Linked DNA regions of Mus musculus: region 2 is linked to region 1. Evidence: chromatin contacts called from ENCODE Hi-C or POLR2A ChIA-PET data. All regions are on one chromosome and are shown on one strand. Each heading gives the region's core, a stretch centred on a gene start or an enhancer-like site at or near the end of the contact. The rest is flanking DNA. Distances are from core to core; before and after follow the strand shown. Region 1 has its middle 28 kb from the start of 1700029M03Rik. Region 2 overlaps Gm51669 (a long non-coding RNA gene).

Region 1 (4,142 bases), core at 1,602-4,101:
AGAGATTTAGCTGAAGAAGGAAGACCTACAATGAGTGTCGGCAGCAGCATCCCATTGGCTGGAATTTCAGTTGAAGAAATAAGAAGATACAAGTGGGGCACCCTCATCCATCCCTCTCAGCTTCCTGACTGAGGACTCAGTGTCACCAATCACCTCCCTCCATTGCTGCCATGCTTTCCCTGTCACGATGGACTCTGTCCCTCTTGACTGTGAGCCAAAATACACTCCTCATTTCTTAAGGTATTTTGGTCCAATCCTTTATCACAGCAAGAAGAAAGAAAACTAATTCAATCTGGAATCCAAGAGGAATGAATGATCCCTAATACACCTCACAATCAACTTCGTGGTTTCTGGGCTGCCAGTTTTAGCCTAATTGGCTCTTAGTGGGAACTTGGAATAGATCATTTGGCATTGCCCAGGGGAAGGGCTTAGAAAGACACATATTAGTGCTGCGTGCAATGTCTTCCTCTGGAGTAACCTTACACTGCAAAACAAGATCAAACACCACTCACCTCTTCACAAATCTAAATATGGTCATGGCTTCTCTGGGGACTAGTTGACTGGAGTGGAGAAGTTTCTAATCATAAATGACTCACGGGCCTCACAGGCTATGTCTAGTTCACCCTACTCACATACTCAGTACATCATTTCTGTTTTATAGGAAATTCTTATGTATGGATTACTTTTCACACAGACTAGTTTTATTTCCTCAGACTAAACACCAGGGCCTTCAGAATGGAGATTAAGTATCACTAATGCAATGTTCCAAATAATGAAGTTTCAAGTCAGATTAAATGACTGGAATTGGCTCTCTAATGCTTAGAACTCGCAGGGAGCTAGGAAACAAGAGAGGCAAGGTAACAGTAAGGACATGCACCCAGGCTTCCAGCTTTGGTACAGAATGAGTCGCAACACTCGTCTGACTGCCTGGCAAGCCTTAGGCAAAGATGTACAAGCTTAAGCTAATAGAACCTTTAACTTCGCTGCCTCAATTTACTCCATTTCAATTTACTGAAACAAATATGATCCAAGTCGAGAAGCACCACAACCAGGACTTCCAGCTCTGACCAAGACACAAAAACCTTCCTCTGAACTCAAGTTGACCTTTTTCTTGAGCCAAAAACACTGAGTGGAAACAAACATTAAAAAACAAAACAAAACAAAACAAAAAACAAACAACCCTGCAGCTTTATGGCTGGAAAGAATCTAAGCTAATCTCACCAATCCTTTTGCTTTACAGATTAGGGAACTGAGGTAAAGACTTCTTATTAGATGAAGTGCCCAGAGTTTTAGTCTAGTAAAGACAGAATCAGTGCTACTTGCCAGGTCTCTGGATTCAAGACTAAAGACTTGAATTAGATCCACAAACTTACACCCCAGCAATACTGCCATGCCAAGGACTCTCCACAATGCCAAACAACACATTTAACAAAATACTGCGTTTCAAATGAAACGGTTTCCTCAGGTCAGAAGAGAATCCCTTTGCCTGTCCCCATCAGTTCTGAAGCACTAGCCGGCTAACACCTATGAATATTTCTTCAGCATGCTCTAGAACACCATCATTTCATCCGGTCCTTCTCTTAATCTGATGAAGTGGGTACCATAGCTACCCACACTTTACTGAAAAGGAATCTCTGATGTCAAAATATAATTGGCCCTTGTTCTTACAGCAAGAGGTCTATGGTAAAAAAAAATACAGATATAGGCCACCTACCTTCCTGACCCAGCACTTAGTCATTATTATGCTGACAAAAGACTAACAAGAATATAATCCAAATTTAACCACAATGAGTAAGACTGAGCTCTGATCTCAATTTACTTTGTCCTCTGGGCTACTCAACATCTAAAATTCCAGTTCTCTAACCTATATCTGTCACCATAGGAGAAGATTCTACAGTCTCCTCCACTAGCTATCCTCTAAAGCCACCAAGCCAAGATTCTGCTGAGGCTGGGAAATCCTAGCATGTTGAAACCTCGGTCACCATGTGCTTCTCTGTGGCACCTGCTTGGGATCCAGGGCACATCAAGTCTCTAGAATGAAATTAGCATTTGCTCTCCTCCCACGCTCTGTTCTGCTAAATTATGCAAATGAGGGCTTTAGGACGTGTGAACAATCCTAAATGTTCTCTTAGGAAAGGGGAGGGAGGAACACAAACCACAAATCAGGCCTGTGTAGGCCTCAGGATTAAACATACAAAGGAAATGGTATATGTGTATTCCTTGGTTTAAAGCATGTTGGTTTATTTTTGTCTGTTATGGGTAGGATTATAAAAATGCTGTGTGTGTCTAATGGTACTAGGAGCCCCTTTTGTATCCAGTAATATAACAGCCCTTCTGAGGATCTCTGGTTCTGCCTTATGTCTCAGAAAAAGCAAGACCCCCTGTGGCCAGGAAATTAGTCTATATTTTCCAATAATCTCCCGTGTGTATTAACATGTTTGTATATTAACACATACCTGTGTGTTAAAATGCATGTGTTAATATACATCAACTCTCTATGATCCGAGATCTGTTAGTCTCTAATTAAAAGATGATGTTTCTACTGCTGAGATCAACTTCTTTCGAGAACAGGGGAAGAAAGGCTCTAGAAGGAGGGATACAAAAGGGGACCCAGGGAGTGCTTTGGTAATGATTCTGTGTTGTCTGTGATGTTCTCCAGTGTAGGCTGAAGAACTTGGGATAAGCAGAAGCAGATAGAGTGATAGAGCAAGAGGAAAAATGGGTGTGCAGTCTAAGTGGCATGGTTCTTCCCATAACCAGCCCCATAGAGCCTCATGCCAGCCCTGTGAGGAAGGTCCTTTAAGGGCTGCCTGGAATGATCTTGCAGGATGTGCCAGCTGAGGGAGCCAACAAGAGAGTCAAATCAAACCCACATTCAGTTTGCCAAGCTACAGTCGCACAGGCCAAAAGTATTGAGTTTCCAGCTCATACAAAAGTGTTATGTGAGCTGAAGTCTGCATATCATTGTCTCATTTACTGACAGAAAACTAAGACTGTAGATAGTGAGCCATTGGCCCAGGGTCACTGCAGTGCATTTTTTAGCAACAAATGAAAATCTATCTGCTCCCCATTTTGTTCCTTCTGCAAGATCGTCTTCATGTTTGATGAAATGGGAGAAAAAGACCATCAAGGAAACTCAAATCCAATGCATTGAACATCACCGGAAGTGCCTAGTGAAGTGTCTCTGAAATAAACAGAAAGTTCTGGAACAACACTAATTACAAGAAAGCACAATGACAGGCAGACACATACATTCCCCTTTATAGTCATAGAGTAACATTAATCAGCCATGTAACAGTGAAAGATCTTGTCTTCAGCAAAGACTGGAAAAAGAGCTTGTGACTGACAGCCCTAACAGTCAGGTGAAGAACTGAAAATCAAGCAGCACACAGTGGAGTCAAATGAGTTGTTTATGTTAAAGAGGAACGGGGAAACTCCACAGAGACACCCTGGGACTTGAACTTGGCCTTTAGAGTTTTAAATATATGTATATGTATGTGTGTGTGTATATATATATCTGTAGCATTTCTTTAAGAAGTTGTAAAACCCAGAGAAGTAAAACTTGAGCGTAGGCTCTGAGAGCCATCACTGTGCTGAGCAGTACCCTGAGCCATGAGCTGGGGAGAGATGACTGTGCCTCACCTTGGTCTGTGCTGGGCTTTCCAGCTGAAAAGACCCAGGCCACTACACCCCCTCCCTGGCCTGCTACCACCCCCAGCCAAATCTCTCTGCTGCTGAAGGTGTCATGTACATGACAAACAGAAAGGAAAATAGCTAGTAAAAATGCAGTAAGACTTAACAGATTGGGCTTTCCAGGCACTGGGGCACTCTGTCTTTTGTTGTTTGTGTGTTCTGTTGTTCGTTTGTGATCAGGGTATTTCTGTGTAGCCCTGAGCGTCCTGCAACTCATCCTGTAGACCAGGAAGGCCTCAGAGATCCACCTGCCTCTGCCTTCAGGGTGCTAGGATTAAAGGTGTGCTCACTATGCTGGCTTCAGCAGTACACCAAATTGGTCTGGGAGCAAGTGGGTGGAAAATGCCAGCTCTTCCTCTGAAGTGACTTAGACATAGCAGTGGTGCTGTGGTAAGGAGCTGGGGCCAGTTCTCTGCTGGGTACATTTGAGAAAGTGATTTCTGGTGGAG
Region 2 (4,149 bases), core at 580-3,079, 58 kb after region 1:
TAACTCTTCCTTCTGTTAAGCTGTCAAGACACAGCAGCAATGAATATGGTGTGGGCGGGGGGGGGTGGGGGGGGGAGGGGATATGTAGTCTTTGCTCACTGTTGTTCATGGGGAAAGGCTGCCTGGCCATACAAAATCAGCAGACCCTCCCAGGAGCTCCCCAATCCAGGTCAGTTAACTCTCTCCTTCTGCCCTATGATGCTGTGGTTTGTACACACTAATTATCAGTAGGGACTGGGTGGGTGGGTGGGGTCATCCTTACTCTTAAACTTATGCCAGAAAGTTCTTAGGGGACATACTCCATTCTTGGAGTATTCTGTTGCAGGGTCAGACAATTAGCTAACAATAGCGGAATGAGTTTCAAAAAACCAAAACGAGACACCTATAAAAAAATGGAATTTTTCAATCCCAAAGAAGGAAGCCAGGTCATTTATAAGAAGGTAGGTATAACTGGTGATCGCCCTACTAAATGAATTAAGATGGTCTCAGAAAGACAAATATCTTACGCTTTCTCTCGTTTGTGATTCCTGTATCTCCTATGGACATAAAATTGTGTATATATGACATGAGAGTAGAAGTAAAATTATCTAGGCGGTTGAAGGGGAGGACTAGAGGGAGGAGCAAGAAAGGGGAGGCTGGAGAAATGGGTGGAGTTTGTTCAACCTGCAACATACACTTGTATGAAGCTTAAAAATAAATTAAGTTTATTTTAAGCAAAGCCCTTTCCATGTGACCTTGGGATGTCTTATAGAGGATGTGTCCTGTCAACTAAAAATTGTAGCTCACAGCATCTACCATTATCAGATTATAGTAATATTACCATGGTGTGACACCTGGCACAAAATGATAAAGATATTAGGCCCTTATCAAGTCTCCTATTTAATTTGGTATGAGATGTGTCTGTCATTGAGACATGACAGCTTTGATACAGGTATAGAATTCCAATGCCAAGGCCCCTAGGCTTCAGAAATACAGACCCTGTATTTATTTATTTATTTATTTCTGAGCTTTGGGATTTATAATCTTAGCCTCTCCAGTGCTAAGGTCCCTTTTGCATCCAGGTCAGAAGGAAGGCCTGCTAAATAGCTCCGCATCCTCGGTGCACAGCTCCTAGCATGGCACTGGACACAGGGTGAATGTGCCATGAAAGGCAAGTGGCTTTTGGAGGTAGGTTTTCATAGAAGGACAACCTAACAGTCTCTGGCTGCCTCTGGCAACGGCTGCAGGGCACCCTGGCTGAGCAATCTTCTGTCATTCTCCTGGCAGGGGCAATCAGGCAAGCTGCTACTGGTACCTTAGATGAGTCAGCCATTAACTACGAAGTCATACAGATTCTGCAGGAACAAAACAGCTTGAGTCATGGCCCCAGGTGAAAAGGGCAATGCCAAGCATCTTCTATTTAGCCTGCATAGCTGTTTTAGGAGCTGCCCCAATTTTCTAGACAAGGAAATTAAAGCTTACATGGCTCATCCAAGGTCACATATCTAAAAGGCCAATCTCACGGGGGGTGGGGGGGGGGGCCTTCCTGAAGAAGGCAGAGGAAAAGGAGAGGGGAAGGAATTGGTGAGGGGTGAGGGAGGGGGAAGAAGGGAGGAGAAAGAGGAGAAGAAGATGGAGAGAGGGGGGGAGAGAATGTGTACTCTCCAGCTAGCTTTCTTCCGTGTCCTGAGCACAAGGAAGATGCTAAGGCCCCTCCGAGGGGTGGCCATGAAGCCACGCCTGCTCTGGGCAGGGATCTCAGTGAGTCACCCATCCTGCATTCCACCCTTTGTCCTCCCATGCCCCTCTGCACAGCACCATGCTCCTGGCTGGCCTCTCTGCAGTGCCCTTGCTCCCTGTCTGCAGAGCAGCATTTGTCTTTGGCAAATCTGGGCTGCCAGGCTCCTCCTCTGCAGGCAGGCTGCAGTGGTTCCTTAGAAGGTCTGCTGCCTGCGCTGGGACCTGTCAGAATGAAAGATTCCAGTGCGGCTGGCTCTGTCTGGTTTCTCTCTCCCATCTGCCCTCTGTTCTCATTCTCGTGCTTGCTGTCTCTTCAGCGTGTCCTTCCCTCCCCACTTTTCATGTTCCTGATATAGTACACCAGTGTACCACTGCTGCATCCCAAAAGCAACCCTGATCCAGAGCTTTTGTCTTTGCTCCTCATGGGCCTTCCTAGGCTCTCAGTGTTCCAATAGCAGGACATAACCCTGGGTTTACTGGATGAAACATGCCTGGAGATGGGTAGATTGCCCTTAAATTTTAAACTGCAAAGAAGATACCAGAATAAACATTTGTTGGTGTGATTATTTCTTTTAAAAAGCAAATAAACAAACTTCAGACATGGTTGATGAGAGACAGAGGCAGAGATGAGATAAATTGAGTTAAATGCCACATAGGGATCTAAGCCAACCTCTGACCTCTTCCAAATACTGTATTAGCATATTTATGTTATTCTTCTGTCTTTGGTGGTGGTGGTGGTGGTGGTGGTTTGCATTTGTTTTGTTATATAGGGTCTCCCTTTATAATCCAGGTTGGCCTTGAACTCATTATGTAGTCTAAGTTGACGTTGAACTCACAGTGATATGCCTGCCCCAGCCTCCCAAGTGCTGATATTACAGCATGAGCCACCACACTGGGCTTCAGTTTAGCTCCTCCCTTTCTGTTCTCTGTCCTTCCCTGCAGTTGCTCAATTGCCATCTCCTTTAGAACTACCCCATTGCTCCTATTCTCCCTCCAGCTCATGAACTCTCTCATCTTGAATACAAACACCGTCAGTGGCTCTCCTTGCCCACAAAATCAAGCCCAACTCTACAGAAAGACATTCCAACCCCAGCCTGGAGTACGTGCAATTCCCAAAGGTGAAGTTCTGGTTTTGCCTTTGCCTTGTGTATTCCCATCCCTACCTGGAAAGCTCCTAACCATGCTTCCTGATCTACTCTCACAGTCATCTGCTGTGAACATGTGCCGGTTCCAGCCTTTGCCCTTACTTACACACACACACACACACACACACACACACACACACACACACACACACATACTACAAGTGGATATATAACGAATTGTAAACAGTCTTTCCAACAACCATTACAGAATTACAGAAATTCTCTCACCCTATCATAGAATCCAAACCCATACTTGTGGAATTGGCTGTTCTTTGACTTCTTCCTATAGAGCGACTGCTTCTGATAGCTTTCTGAGGCCCAGACTGCTTACACAGCTGGAATCTAGCTGTCTGATAAGGCAGCTGTCACTTCCCATTCTGCAGAACGTTCCCACAAAAACTGTCCCAAATGCTAAATCTTTCATTAGTGGAAGAGCTGACTCATGAGATTTAAATTAGGGATTCTATGCGGCAGAATAGTTCTGTTGCAGCAAATGGAAAGGAAAAAGAAAGAATTGCTCCAGTTGAGTCTTTCTATTGAAGTCAAGCGTGGGCACGGAGAATCGTGGACCTTGGATGACCAGCTGGAAGAAGGAAATGGTGGAGATGAACTGCCCATGTTCACGTCCTTCTTGATGCTGAAAGTCTCTGTACAAATGCACAGCTCTTTCAAGATCATTGAGTTATCTCCTCTCTAGGGCAAGAGGAAGTCCAAAGCAAATCATGCAGGCCTTCTGAAGATAAAGACCTCTTTGTACCCATGCCTAACACCTGTCTTTGACTACCAATTCAGCAAAATATTTTAGTGGCAATGTGGTAGAACTACTTTGGGATAGGATGTTGGAGCCCATCCTTGTCTGTCTTCCTAGGGCTTTGCCTCATCTCTCTTGGGCAGCCCTTTCTGTCAATGAGCATCTTCCAGTTGACTTTTAATAGCAAATTACTTTCATGAAAGAAGTGACCTCCTTCAGCTCTCTTCTTGGTGGTCCCTCCTCCTCTCCTGTACTTTACACGCCAGAATTCCTTGGGGCTCATCTTTGCTCTTTGGCGGCCACAAGTCAACCTCTCTTCCATCTCTGGAAAACACTTACCTTCACTGCCTCCACTACCATCAGCTCCTACATGACACAGCACTCCATATCCAGCCCAGATTCCAACACCCACCCCCCTGCTCCATTCTGTGCCCATTGACAGGATGGCATCCAAGTAACTCTGTTAGCTGTCTCAAAGCATCTCAAATTAACTAGGACCAAAGGCAAGTTGCCTTTACCACATTCCAATCCTCA

What was found. A loop is a pair of places that touch in the nucleus more often than their neighbours do. ChIA-PET counts read pairs that join two places held with the same protein, here RNA polymerase II (POLR2A).
Region 2: a map of heart shows a loop between it and region 1 (2.5-fold over the local background). The contact joins two enhancer-like sites. A Hi-C loop is called at or near these places in 1 of 37 maps with a recorded cell type or tissue (heart). POLR2A ChIA-PET finds 5 or more read pairs at or near these places in 1 of 5 experiments (embryonic stem cell).

Annotation. Positions count from the first base shown.
Region 1 is chr1:164,986,331-164,990,472 of GRCm38, forward strand. No RefSeq gene overlaps it. Among named protein-coding and RNA genes, the nearest start is that of 1700029M03Rik, 28 kb to the left of the region's middle. Within about 2 kb of position 2,852, at least 1 of the 3 ENCODE cell types and tissues checked has a DNase peak (open chromatin) inside an H3K27ac peak, as active enhancers do.
Region 2 is chr1:165,044,987-165,049,135 of GRCm38, forward strand. The region is part of intron 5 of Gm51669 (a long non-coding RNA gene); the gene reads right to left. Among named protein-coding and RNA genes, the nearest start is that of Gm51669, 14 kb to the right of the region's middle. Within about 2 kb of position 1,830, at least 3 of the 3 ENCODE cell types and tissues checked have a DNase peak (open chromatin) inside an H3K27ac peak, as active enhancers do.